3 separate regions of the Homo sapiens genome follow, and all the other regions are linked to region 2. A link is a loop called in an ENCODE intact Hi-C map of the cell type or tissue named here. Cell type or tissue: B cell. All regions are shown on one strand. Links, peaks and the distances in the headings refer to the core of each region. The heading gives the core; the rest is flanking DNA.

What was found. A loop is a pair of places that touch in the nucleus more often than their neighbours do. Peaks named below come from ENCODE experiments on the same cell type or tissue, not always from the same donor. Only the 100,000 strongest peaks of a DNase experiment are listed, where the experiment ranks them.
Region 1: it touches region 2 in a loop (17-fold over the local background); 29 of 110 quality-filtered maps call a loop at or near these places.
Region 3: a loop joins it to region 2, with 2.8 times the contacts of the local background. A loop is called at or near these places in 3 of 110 quality-filtered maps.

Annotation. Positions count from the first base shown.
Region 1 is chr13:99,386,355-99,390,157 of GRCh38, forward strand. UBAC2 (UBA domain containing 2) reads left to right here. Exons shown (of 9, transcript NM_001144072.2): 9 at 1-150. Among named protein-coding and RNA genes, the nearest start is that of MIR623, 32 kb to the left of the region's middle. In B cell, for the core only: CTCF peaks have their summits at 1,271 (motif pointing right) and 1,471; a DNase peak (open chromatin) is centred at 1,277; H3K27ac peaks cover 2,446 bases.
Region 2 is chr13:99,435,057-99,439,167 of GRCh38, forward strand. No RefSeq gene overlaps it. Among named protein-coding and RNA genes, the nearest start is that of LNCARGI, 4.4 kb to the left of the region's middle. RefSeq lists an enhancer at 1,897-2,046. In B cell, for the core only: CTCF peaks have their summits at 1,994 (motif pointing left) and 2,196; a DNase peak (open chromatin) is centred at 2,025; H3K4me3 peaks cover 453 bases.
Region 3 is chr13:99,540,857-99,544,967 of GRCh38, forward strand. It overlaps TM9SF2 (transmembrane 9 superfamily member 2), which reads left to right. Exons shown (of 17, transcript NM_004800.3): 9 at 703-811; 10 at 3,007-3,139. Among named protein-coding and RNA genes, the nearest start is that of LINC01039, 34 kb to the right of the region's middle. RefSeq lists a silencer at 1,975-2,044 and an enhancer at 2,395-2,454. In B cell, for the core only: no CTCF peak of the experiment used is centred there; a DNase peak (open chromatin) is centred at 2,145; H3K4me3 peaks cover 600 bases; H3K27ac peaks cover 2,500 bases.

The sequences.
Region 1 (3,803 bases), core at 1-2,500, 49 kb before region 2:
AAATGAGCAACGATGTATCAAATTGATGCAAATTTAGATGTTGATACTTACAATAAAGTTTTTAATGTGTTTTACTCTTCAGTATTTTTCTATCAGACTTGTACAAATAAAGCCTTGTTCCAGGCTATACATATTTACCAGTCAACCAAATCCTCCGCACTGCTCGTCTTTCTTCAGACGACTGGGTGCTCATTTGAAGTGAGTGAAGTGCTTTTGTTCCTGTAAGTAGCACTGCCCACAGTGGCATTACCTGTGCAAACCTGGAAGCTCGGCCTCACTGAGGCTGCCTGGGGCCACTAGCTGCTCAGAGGGGGGTCGAGGTGACTTTCTTGGAGCCCAGCTGGTCCCACGCACAAGCCCCTCCTTGAATCTGAATTGCGCCATCTCGGGTTGCAAGGAACAGTTGATGGTGGTGGAGATGTCCCTGACTTCATTCCCTAACTAGGCCACAGTCAACACCTCCTGAGTGCTGAGCAAAGCCGTGTGTGTCTGACCTCTGAGGCAAACCAAAATCCACTCTCTGTGTTCCCCGTGCAAAGGAGCACAGGCAGAGAACACCCAAAAATACACCCCCTCCTCCATGCTACCCCTTTAAACAGCACCTAGCCAAGTAAAACCAAACCAGAGGCAAAGGTATCCCTTGGAGACGGGGGCAGCAAATAGCCCCTTTGCAAGTAGCTAATTAGAGGCCTTGATTCACACTTGCCAGCTGTTCTTGAGTGTTTGCTAATCAGGATTCCCTTTGGAATGAGATTGTATTTTGGAGACCTTTGTCCTGCCCACAGGAACCTCAGTGACCCTCTATGTTGGTTGTTTAGAGAGTAGAGGATTGAGGACCTAAATAGTGGCAGAGCTGGGAGACAACTACAGGCTTGGTTTGTTCTCTTTAGTTCTTTCAGCCTCTTTCCCAGTTCCTTACAGCTGCCAAGTCCTCGCCTTTGCAGTGGTGGCCCGTGGTTCTCCATCCTTGTCATGCAACTACCAGGCCACTCTCCCTCCATCACCACCCTCTGGACACACACACACACACACACACACACACACAACACGCCTGCCTTTTCACGCTTGACCATGTTTTCTGTCTTACTGGGGTTCGCGTTGCTCACCCACTCTTGCTTCCTGCAAATATTGACACAAAAACATCTACACAGACATTCCCCGCAGAAGTTTGAATACCTGAGAGCTTCCACACCTCTTGTCAAGACACTGGGACTCTTTTTTCAGGCCGATGGCACCCCCAAGGAAGACCTGCGGAGCCATCCCAGCCAGAGGAGGGCGCCAGTGAGCCACTTGACTGGGCTTCCTGAGGTCTAGAAAAGGTTTAGCCTTTTGATTTTGTGCACGTGGTAACAGATGGGGCTTAATTTTTGGGTGAGCAGATTCTAGATTGTGAATTGAGAAGGTAAGATTTTCCATAGTGACCCCCTGCTCCTGACATTAAGGAAAGCCTGCCTGTGAAGTTCTGATTTGTAAAGCTAGGGTGAGTTTGGGTTAGAAAGGTGGAGATGTTAGGGAAATTGAGTACAAAATTGTGAACACATTCCAGTGTCATTTAGAATATTCTGTGAGTCCCTGAGTTTACGTTCCTACAATTGTTCTTAAGTTGAAATGGAAGTGTCTAAAACCATAGACTTAAGAATTTTATCTTAACCTGAGAGCTTACCTGATACTTAATTTGTGAGAATCAGGAGTATTTTCTTCGCTTCCAAGTTCCCCTAACCAATAGTGTTTTTGTAAAGGGGTGGACCAAGAACGCCAAAATGGGCTTTACAGCTCAGACTAAAATTCCAGCTCTGAGACTGAAATCTTACACATGATAAAAATTGCCAGAAGCATGTGAATTTATAACCTGCCAATACAGCCCTGTCTGATGGAGAAACAACCCCACTAGCTACATTGTAACAATGCCACGGATAGACTTGGGGTTCAGGTAGAAGGGCTGGACAATGCCATGAATAGACTTGGGGTTCAGGTAGAAGGGCTGGGGGAAGTGATCACTGGATGTTGGAAATCAATCTGAACAGAGGCGGGGACTAGAGAGTCAAATCACAAGTCTTGCTCTTGGGATGATGGAGTAAATTGATGACCAGGAATTAGGAGAGAGGAGGGCTGGGGATGGAACCCTGAGGAACTCGGCATCTGGAGTGGAGGAAGAGGTGGAGAGGTGGCAGGAGTATCAGGAGAGGGCAGCCCAGGCTGGGATGTGGGAGTGTCAAGGATTGGGGGGCGGCACTACTGCTGGGAAGGGCCTGGGCGAGGGCAGAGTGGTGGCGGCTTCCAGAGGAAATGTAAAGACTAGTGAGAAAGCGGAGGTGGGGCACAGGCTCAACCAGGGCACTTGGCAGTGGGGAAGGGGAGAGCCAGGGACAGGGACCGTGAGATCCAGGCCCAGAATGGGGTGCACTCAGGAGCCACGAAGCGGGGCACCGCAGAAACCGGAAGCATCCTTCATTCAGTCCCCTGGAACTAGAGGAAGGAGAAAATGAAGGTCGAAGTGAGGACCGAAGGCGAGGAAGCTCCTGTCCTGGAGTCTCTAGCTCCCTAAGAGGAGGGCCTGGGGGCTAACAGAGAGCAGATGGACGTCTTCAAATGAGAGAAACACGAAGGATCTACATTGGCTAGAAACAATAGCTTTGGCCTCTTTTTTATTTTATTTTACTTTATTTTATTTTTGTTTTGAGACACAGTTTCACTCTTGCCCAGGTTGGAGTGCAGTAGTGCCATCTTGGCTCACTACAACCTCTGCCTCCCAGGTTCAAGCAATTCTCCTTCCTTAGCCTCCCAAGTAGCTGGGATTACAAGCGCACACCACTACACCCAGCTAATTTTTGTATTTTTAGTAGAAACGAGGTTTCACCATGTTGGCCAGGCTGGTCTTGAACTCCTGACCTCAGGTGACCCGCCCCTCGGCCTCCCAAAGTGCTGGGGTTACAGGTGTGAGCCACCGTGCCCGGCCCTCTTTTGTTCATTAACTGCAGTGTTGTGGTCTGCTGAACCCCCTGCCTAATGGGAATTTCAAATATCCTAGAAATTTACACAGTGCCAAGAAACTAGCTGGAATGTGTAGGCCCCTTATAGCCAGTCCATAATTCTCAGGGAAGTTGATCAGTTCTGTGACCTTTCTGGAATGTTCTGTGTGAGCTGCCCTGGGAGTCTGAGTAGACTTGGAGTGGGAGGGAAGAAAGTAACCCAGGTCTGTGGAGGAGTAGGGGAGAGAGGTCTGCAATAGGAATCTTCCCAGACTAACACCAGCAAATCAAGTTACGACCCACCATGGTCCTCACCCGGACACAAAAATCGTTTAGGGACAGGGGCTGTCCCCAAATGGCCAGACCCACAGATTCCGGGGCCTCCAACTTCACCACAGCGAAACAGAAGAAGCAGCAACAGTCCTGCGTGAGCTCCACGCAGAAGGACTGGAGAAACCCTCCAGAATCGCACTTGGCCCAGGCACGGGGGGCTCTCCCCAATCTGACGGCACCCTTGCCCAGCAGCCCCTTCTCCCCAAGGGGCCGTCTGTTCTGAAACATAGGGGGCTCGCAGGTTTGTAGAATGTTGGAACTAGAGAGTGTTTATCTGGTGTAGCCCACCTCTTCAGGTGAGGAGACAGATCAGAGAAGGTGCCAGGGTAACTTGGCCGGGATCCCGAGGGCCATGATGGACTTGAGGCAAAGTCAGCTCCCTGGGCCAGGCCTGTCCTCAGCCCTCCCCTGGCTGCTTCGGGCCTCCCCTCAACCTGGGCAGTGGGAGGAGAGCAAGAAGGTCCCCAGGGTTGGCCCTCAAATTCCTCTTGGGACTGTGCT
Region 2 (4,111 bases), core at 546-3,045:
TTTTTATTTTTATTTTTATTTTGAGACAGGGTCTCAATCTGTTGCCCAGGCTGGAGTGCAGTGGCAGGACCATGGTTCACTGCAGCCTCAACCTCCTGGGCTCAAGCCCAGCTCAGTCACTGGGACAACAGGTGCGCGCCACCATGTGGGCTCCAGTTTAACACGTCCAAACCTCCCTGTACCTTTGGGAAAGTCCAGGCAATTTCTTGGTTTCCCAAATAAGAGTCACTGACGGCCAAAACTCCTTTATCCTTCCCATTGGGGCATTTCCCCTACCATGGTCCACACTGCCTGCCTGACATTGTTAATGAATCCTTCGTGGGCCTAAGCCTGGCAGAGCAGGGCAGGTAGGGATTCCGGAGGTGCAGGTTTTGCTCTTACCTGGCAGAGTAGCTTCCCATTCTGGGCTTCAGTTTGCTCCTCTGCAGGATGAGGATCATAATAACAGCTCCTCAGAGGTCCTTTGTGAATATTAAGGGAGTCACATGTGTATAAACTGTGTCTGGGGTACAATAAATGCTAAAGGTCCCTTCCCTTCCATCCCTTTCCTCCCCCTTGATGGCAGGACTGTGGCTCCGCCTCCTGTCTCCCCTCCTCACCAAGCGCAGTGCTATGCACACACTGAGATCTGAATACAAACGTGCTGATGAATGGATTCCCTGACCTCAGCATGCACCCCATCGTGTATCACTCACCTGTATCTGCCTCAGCTGGGACTGGCTTTGATGAATGTGAATCTTTAAACTATAATAATTCATGCTCTTGTAGAAAGCATGGCACATGTTTGCAAACACAAAGAAGAAAATAAATATAGTCAAGACCACAGAGTCTGTGTTCCTCAACTGCCTTGAGCTCTCCATGATAATTGTCCCAGAGCATTTTAGAGTAACCGCTTGGCTTCTCAAGGCTCCAAGAAAAAGAATTTCTTTATAGCAGAGCTACATTTAATAGCTTTTTATCTTACAACAGATGAAGTACCTGTATATACCAGGTCCTGTCTCACACTTCTGCCCTGTGAACAATAAAAATCTCCTCCTGCACCAGAAACACTATTGTGAAAGCTGCCTGGATACTTCGGCCTCTCAGCTGACAATGAGTACCTTTTAACCCAGGTTGATAATTCAGAGAAAAGAATTTCTCAAGGCTGGGTGCGGTGACTCACACCTGTAATCCCACACTTTGGGAGGCTGAGGCAGGAGGATCACTGGAGCCCAGGAATTCAAGACCAGTCTGGGCTACAAAACTAGACCTTGTCTCTACTAAATAAATAAATTAGCCAGGCTTAGTGGCATGTGACTGTAGTCCCTGCTACTCAGGAGGCTGCGGTGGAAAGATTGCTTGGGCCCAGGAGGTTGAGGCTGCAGTGAGCTGTGATCACGCCACTGCACTCCAGCCTGGGCGACAGAATGAGACTGTCTCAATAAATAAATAAGTAAATAAAGTATTTTGGTCCTGAGAATATCTGCTTCTCTGTGCAATTTTTCTTCATCGTGTTTATGCTGTGCACTCCACTCTGAAATATACTAAATACCTAGAATATATTATATGGGCATATGTACATATGATGTGTGTCTGTATATATGCATGTATGTACCCACAGGTGCTTGCATGCACACATGTGTGCACACACACACAGACACACACAAACATGCACACTCACACACAGACACACACAAACACACACAGAGCCACGCACAGACACACAAACACACAGACACACAGTCACACGCACACACATAGATACACACATAGACACACACACACACACACACAGACCCACAGACACACGCACACACACACAGAGCTTCACTCAGAGCCCAGCAGATATGCAATAAATTACAGCTATTTTTATTATTGATGCTTCCGATGACAGTCTGGACTTTAGAACCCTGTTCCTGGGGCTCCAGGAAGGCGGACCCCAAGACGCCTAGGAGCGCCGCCTGCTGCGGACGCAAAACCTGCGCCCCCCAGCGGACGCTCTGGGTTCTTGCTCATAAAATAAATCAAACTCGTGCCTGCGCCTCCTTGTGGTGGGAAGGGAGCATGACGCGGTGACTGGCCCGGGCGCTGACAGTTTCCTTGCTGTGATGTCAGCCCCCGCCGCAGATGTGGTTACCCCCACGCTTTCTGCTGGCTGACTGGTATTCATGAGCATAATATAACATTAGCTATATAGCGGGCGCTGTGCTAAGGAAGCCCTTTCCAAACCCCATCTCATGAAATATTTATGACAACGCTATTGTGTAACTATTGTTAGCATTGCCATGTAAAGAGCAGAGAGCCACAGCTCAGAGAGGTTGAGTTGCCGGTCCAGAGTCACGCAGCACAGAGGAAATGGGTATAGGACTTAACCCCAGGCCAGGCCCACTCTCTGAGCCACTTACCCTCTGCACGAGTACCACCAGGTATGGTTAGAGTGGCCTGTCTTAAACGCAAGATCCATGCAGGCCCCTTTGAAAGAAAATACTTTCTTGTGAATTAAAAAAAATAAAAATAAAAAAATAAAAGGAGACTTCAGTTTGAGAAACTGCATTAAAAATAAAACCCTGCAAGGGCAGGAGATCGGCAGGCACATCCCACCATCAACACAACACGGGCCTGACCCTGCAAGCATCGTGCTTCCCTAGAACGCACCATCCAGTTGGTCCAAAAAAAGACCTACTCATTTTTTAAGATTATCATGGACTTGAAAACATCACCAAATTTAATTCCCGAAGGACATGTGACAAGGCACCACCTTCCTCCCTCCACTCTGCCAAGCATTTTTAATGGGCCTTGGTGTAATAAACCCTAGTCTAGAATATGGGAAAAGAATAAAGTCATAGGTGTCACTTTGTCCAGTTAATAGTGATCATAATCACACTTCTGGTTGGCTAGTCCTTTAATCTTCCATTTATAAAAATTCCCTTAATATCCACATGCAGAAGAATGAAATGCCTCTTATCTCACACCATATACAAAAATCAACTCAAAATGGATTAAAGACTGAAACATAAGACCTGGAAGCTGTAAAAGTACTAGAAGAAAATATAGGGGGAAATCTTTATGATGTTAGTCTGGGCAATGATTTCTTGGATATAACCCCAAAAGCACAGGAAACAACAGTGGAAATAGATAAACAAAACTGCATCCAATTAAAAGGCTTCTGTGGAGGAAAGGAAACAACAGAGAGAAGAGATAGCCTACAGAATAGGAAAAAATATTGTAAACCCATGCATCTGATAAGGGGTTAACATCCAAAATATATTCGGAACCCAAACAACTCAATAGTAAGAAAAGAAATAATATGATTTGAAAAATGGGCCAAGGACCTGAATAAACATTTATCAAAAGAAAGCATACAAATGGCCAACAGGTCTATGAAAAATTGTTCAACATCACTAATCATTAGAGCAATGCAAATTAAAGCCACAGGGAGCACCACCTCACACCTGTTAGAAAGGCTATTACCAAAGAGATGAAAGATGTGTTGGTGAGGATGTGGACAAAAAGGGAACCCTTGCACACTCTTGGTGGAAACGTAAATTTGTACAGCCATAATGGAAAGCAGTATGGAGGTTCCCAAAAAATGAAAAATAGAATGGATATGATCTGGCAATCTCACTACTAGGTATATATCCAAGGACAACAAAATCAGTATCTTGAAAAGATACCTGCATTCCCATATTTATTGCAGATACTTGTTGCCCTCTTCCAAGGGCTCTAGGGGAGGATCCTTCCTGACCTCCTCCAGCTAAGCTTGTGGCCACGTGGGCTTGTCACTCTGACCTCTACCTCATCTTCACATCACCTTCTCCTCTGTGTGTCCTCACATCTTCCTCTGCCTCTCTCTTAAAACAACTCTTGTGATGACATCCAGGGCTTATCTGGCAATAAGACGGGACGCTCTCCTCATCCAAAGGTCCTTAGTCACATCTGCAAAGACCTTTTCCCGAAATAAGGCCACATTTACAGGATCCATGGACTATGATGTGGACTTACCTTTGGGGAGCCATTTTTCAGCCTACCACGTGTGGGACGCAACAGACAAGCTGCGCTCGCTTGAGCTGAGACTTGTTGGAGCTGTTCACCCTCCCCAGGGCTGGAATCAGAGGTGAGGCTGACAGCACGA
Region 3 (4,111 bases), core at 594-3,093, 110 kb after region 2:
CTCATTTACTCTCAAATCCTCTCTACTTTATTCAAAAGTCTGGCCTTGGGTTCAAATCCTGGCTTTCAGCCACTGATTGTGAGTCACAGCAGGTCCCTTAATTTCTCAGCGTCTGTTTCTTTATCTAGAAATACCCACCTTATGGGATTGTTGTGAGGATTAAAGGACATCATGGGACAGAATATTTGAGGACATTGTCTGGCACATAAGAGTGTTCAGAAACAGAAGCCGCTGTTGTTGCTATGACTTTATTATTATCCCCTTCAAACATGATTCAAAACTTTTATCTAGAGTTGTTCATGTTGCCATAACTCTCCTTTTCCTATTGCTGTCTGATCTTTTTGACACTCACTAATTTACTGAGTAAAGTTGTTCTTCAGTAAATTTCTTGAGGGCACAAGCCAGTCCTTTGTTGTGGCAGTGATTTGGGCACAGTAGTTATTTCATAATATTGACCATGTACCAAAAAATTCTAGTTCTAAACAGACTATGAAACTGTATTATGATAAGTATATAATGTTATTTATCTACTGGAGGGAAACATGAAAGAACACAGTTCATTGAATTTGTTGGATTTCAGATAGCTTTCATTTTGATTTTGATCAAGACTGTTTTAATGTTACTCAATAAACAGTTTTTAAAAGAGTTTTACTGTTCCTAGGATTAAGCTACAGATTACTCATGATGTGCTTATTTCTACAGCATTATGAATTCCCTGGTCATTGTTCTCTTCTTATCTGGAATGGTAGCTATGATTATGTTACGGACACTGCACAAAGATATTGCTAGATATAATCAGATGGACTCTACGGTAAGTGGAAACATTTTAGTCTTTAGTCTGCCAAGGACACTGTTTATTGTTATTTTGCAAAAAGGTAAAATAATAGCTTTAGAATCTGCTTTTAAAACATTCTTCAAAAAACAAAAACAAAAACAAAAAAATTCTTCTCAAAAGTTATCTTGAATTCACATTTTCAAATAAGAAAGTGATACTTAAGAATTAATATTCTTGGCTGGGCGCGGTGGCTCACACCTGTAATCCCAGCACTTTGGGAGGCCGGGGTGGGCGGATCACCTGAGGTCAGGAGTTCAAGACCAGCCTGACCAACATGGTGAAACCCCATCTCTCCTAAAAACACAAAAATTAGCTGGGTGTGGTGGTGGGGACCTGTAGCCCCAGCTACCTCGGGAGGCTGAGGCAGGAGAATTGCTTGAACCCAGGAGGCGGAGGCTGCAGTGAGCCAAGATCGTGCCACTGCACTCCAGCCTGGCAACAGAGCAAGACTCTGTCTCAAAAAAAAAAAAAAAAAATAGAAATGGAGTCAGCACAGCCTTGGGAGCTGACCTGTTCACAGCCTCCTGTGTGGGAATGGACTGGTGCAGCGTGGGGTGTAGGTGCACAGTTACAACTCTGTAAGGTTTCTCCATCCCTGACACATACCTGTTTGTGAAACCACAAAGTTGAATGGAATAACTCCTAAGCAATTTTTATTTGTGTGGTTAATTTTTTAAAATTAATCTTAACAAATTTGTATCATTTCAACCTTTTGATATATTTAAAATAATTGCATGTTCCAGCCTCTTTAGTCTCAAACTTTTTAAGTTGCACAGTGTTACACATTTTCTACTCTTCATTTCATGGCAGCATAATAAAAGAATTTTCACAAGAATCACAGTAATTTGGAATGAATGCAAAAAACTCAGGTTTTTATTGTATTCTCTTCCCCCAGCTTCTTCAGCCTCCTGTCCCCCAACCTCTCTGACCTGTTCTGATTGGGGAAAATATATATGAATATTCATAAGCTTTTAACGTTTGTACTCTATAGTCTCTTTCCTATGATTTTTATTGATTTTATGTCTTATTAAATATTAAAATGATTTTAAAATACTCTGTTTATAATTGGCTGTTCCACATAATTGCTGTTAATGGAGTTTTATCTTAATTTGCACAGCGTTGCCATGTGGAACCAGGCCAGTGGTGACTCTGCTTCCACAACCCTGTCCTACTTCCCATCTCTTAGCACAGCAGTCAGAGTGAAACTGCTCAAACAGAAGTCAGATCATTTCACTCTTGAGCACGGCCCTCCAGGGACTTCTGTTCAGTCAGAGCAAGAGTCAGAGGCTTTACAGTGGCTTCTAAGGCCCCACGTTACCTCAGCACTCTGCTGCACCTGTGCCGGCTACCTTGCTGTTCCTCAGACCAGGCAGACATAGGTTTCCACCTCAGAGCCTTCACGAAGCTCACTGTTTTATCTGCTAAGAAGGTCTGCCCCTCATTTACATGGCTAGTTCCCTTACCTCCCTCCGATCTTTACAAAATGTGATCTTCCCATTGAACCCCTCCCAGCCATCACATATGTTACATCCTGTCCTGCACACACCCATACATCCTGTTTTTCTGTACAGCGCTTATTACCATCTAATGTACAGTATACTTTCCTGACTTATTTTGTTTATTGTCTGCCTTCCCAATGAGATCATGTACTCCTGAGAGTAGGAATTTTTCTGTTACACTCACTGTGGTATCTGGTGTTTTAAACAGAGCCGAGCTTATAGTTGGTGCTCAATGAATGTTTACATCCATGCTTACTGTATTAGCAAAGTAGCTAGAATATGAGAGCTAATGCCATTTGCTTATTGTGGAGATCATTAAGAGTAGGATGAAGAGGATAGAATGTGACTAAAAATCGTCATCAAGTCAGATCACAAAGCTTGACTTAGAGTAGAATTAGGTAGCAATCACATTGTCTTTGTAAAGTTTCTCAATAAGTATATTTGTAGACCTTAATGTCATAAATTTAAGAAACTGACATATAAGACAGTTCAGCAAAGCCATATTAAGCTCCATGAGTCAAGCTGTATTCTTCAAAATTGAAATAGGTACTAACATTTTTAAGTTTAAAAAAAACCTGTTTTCTGTAACAGCATATTCAACAGTGAACAAACTGTCTATAGTTGTCTTGTTGATACCATGAGACAATCGAACTGATTTCATTCCCCTTTTAGGAAGATGCCCAGGAAGAATTTGGCTGGAAACTTGTTCATGGTGATATATTCCGTCCTCCAAGAAAAGGGATGCTGCTATCAGTCTTTCTAGGATCCGGGACACAGATTTTAATTATGACCTTTGTGACTCTATGTAAGTGTTAACTGAAAATTTTCAAGTAGAAAATACTTTCTAAATACAGTAATTGCTTAAAAACCAGTTTTTCTGGCCGGGCATGGTGGCTCATGCCTGTAATCCTAGCACTTTGGGAGGCCAAGGCGGGTGGATGACAAGGTCAGGAGTTTGAGACCAGACTGGCCAATATAGTGAAACCCCGTCTTTCTACTAAAAATACAAAAACTGGGCATGGTGGCAGGTGCCTGTAATCCCAGCTACTTGTGGGGCTGAGGCAGTAGCTTGAACCTGGGAGGCGGAGGTTGTAGTGAACTGAGATTGCGCCACTGCACTCCAGCCTGGGTGACAGTGCAAGACTCCATCTCAAAAAAAAAAACAAAAAACACCACAGTTTTTCTAAGTGGGTAGGTAAGCCAGATTATTTCTGAGCATCCTTTAGGTTCTCAAAATCTAAGTGACTTGGGGCAGGTTTAGTTGCACCCAAAGACTGACTCTTGGTTTCTCCCTTCAGCTCTTCCTAGACCAAGCCTTTGTCAGGGAGGCACTGGGCTGGAGATGAACAGGTCCTTAAGACCATCAGCATCTGAGTCTAAACAGCCCAGAACTGGGACCATTTAGGGTCTCTTTTACCCAGGCATCGTGGGCAGGCACAGTCTGGTTAGGGTTCCAGGATATTCTTGGCTTCCACGGAGGGAGGAGGGTGGGAAAAGAAGGGATGGGGCAGGAAGCACTGTGTAGATCCTTCTCATCTGGGGAGGATTTGGGAAGCAGGATCTCTCTCCTCTAGGGAAAGCGAGTGTGTAGGAAAGACCTTCCTTCCTCCATAAAAAGATTCTCTTCTTTGAGCTACCTCAGCGACTTCAGAAATTGTATTTAAATTTTTGCCAACTAGGACAATTTTTTTTTTTAAATAAATGTTCCTTAGAGGTATTGATAGCCACAGGGATTGTTCTGAAACTACCTCTGGGTATATGTTAATTCCACTGTCTT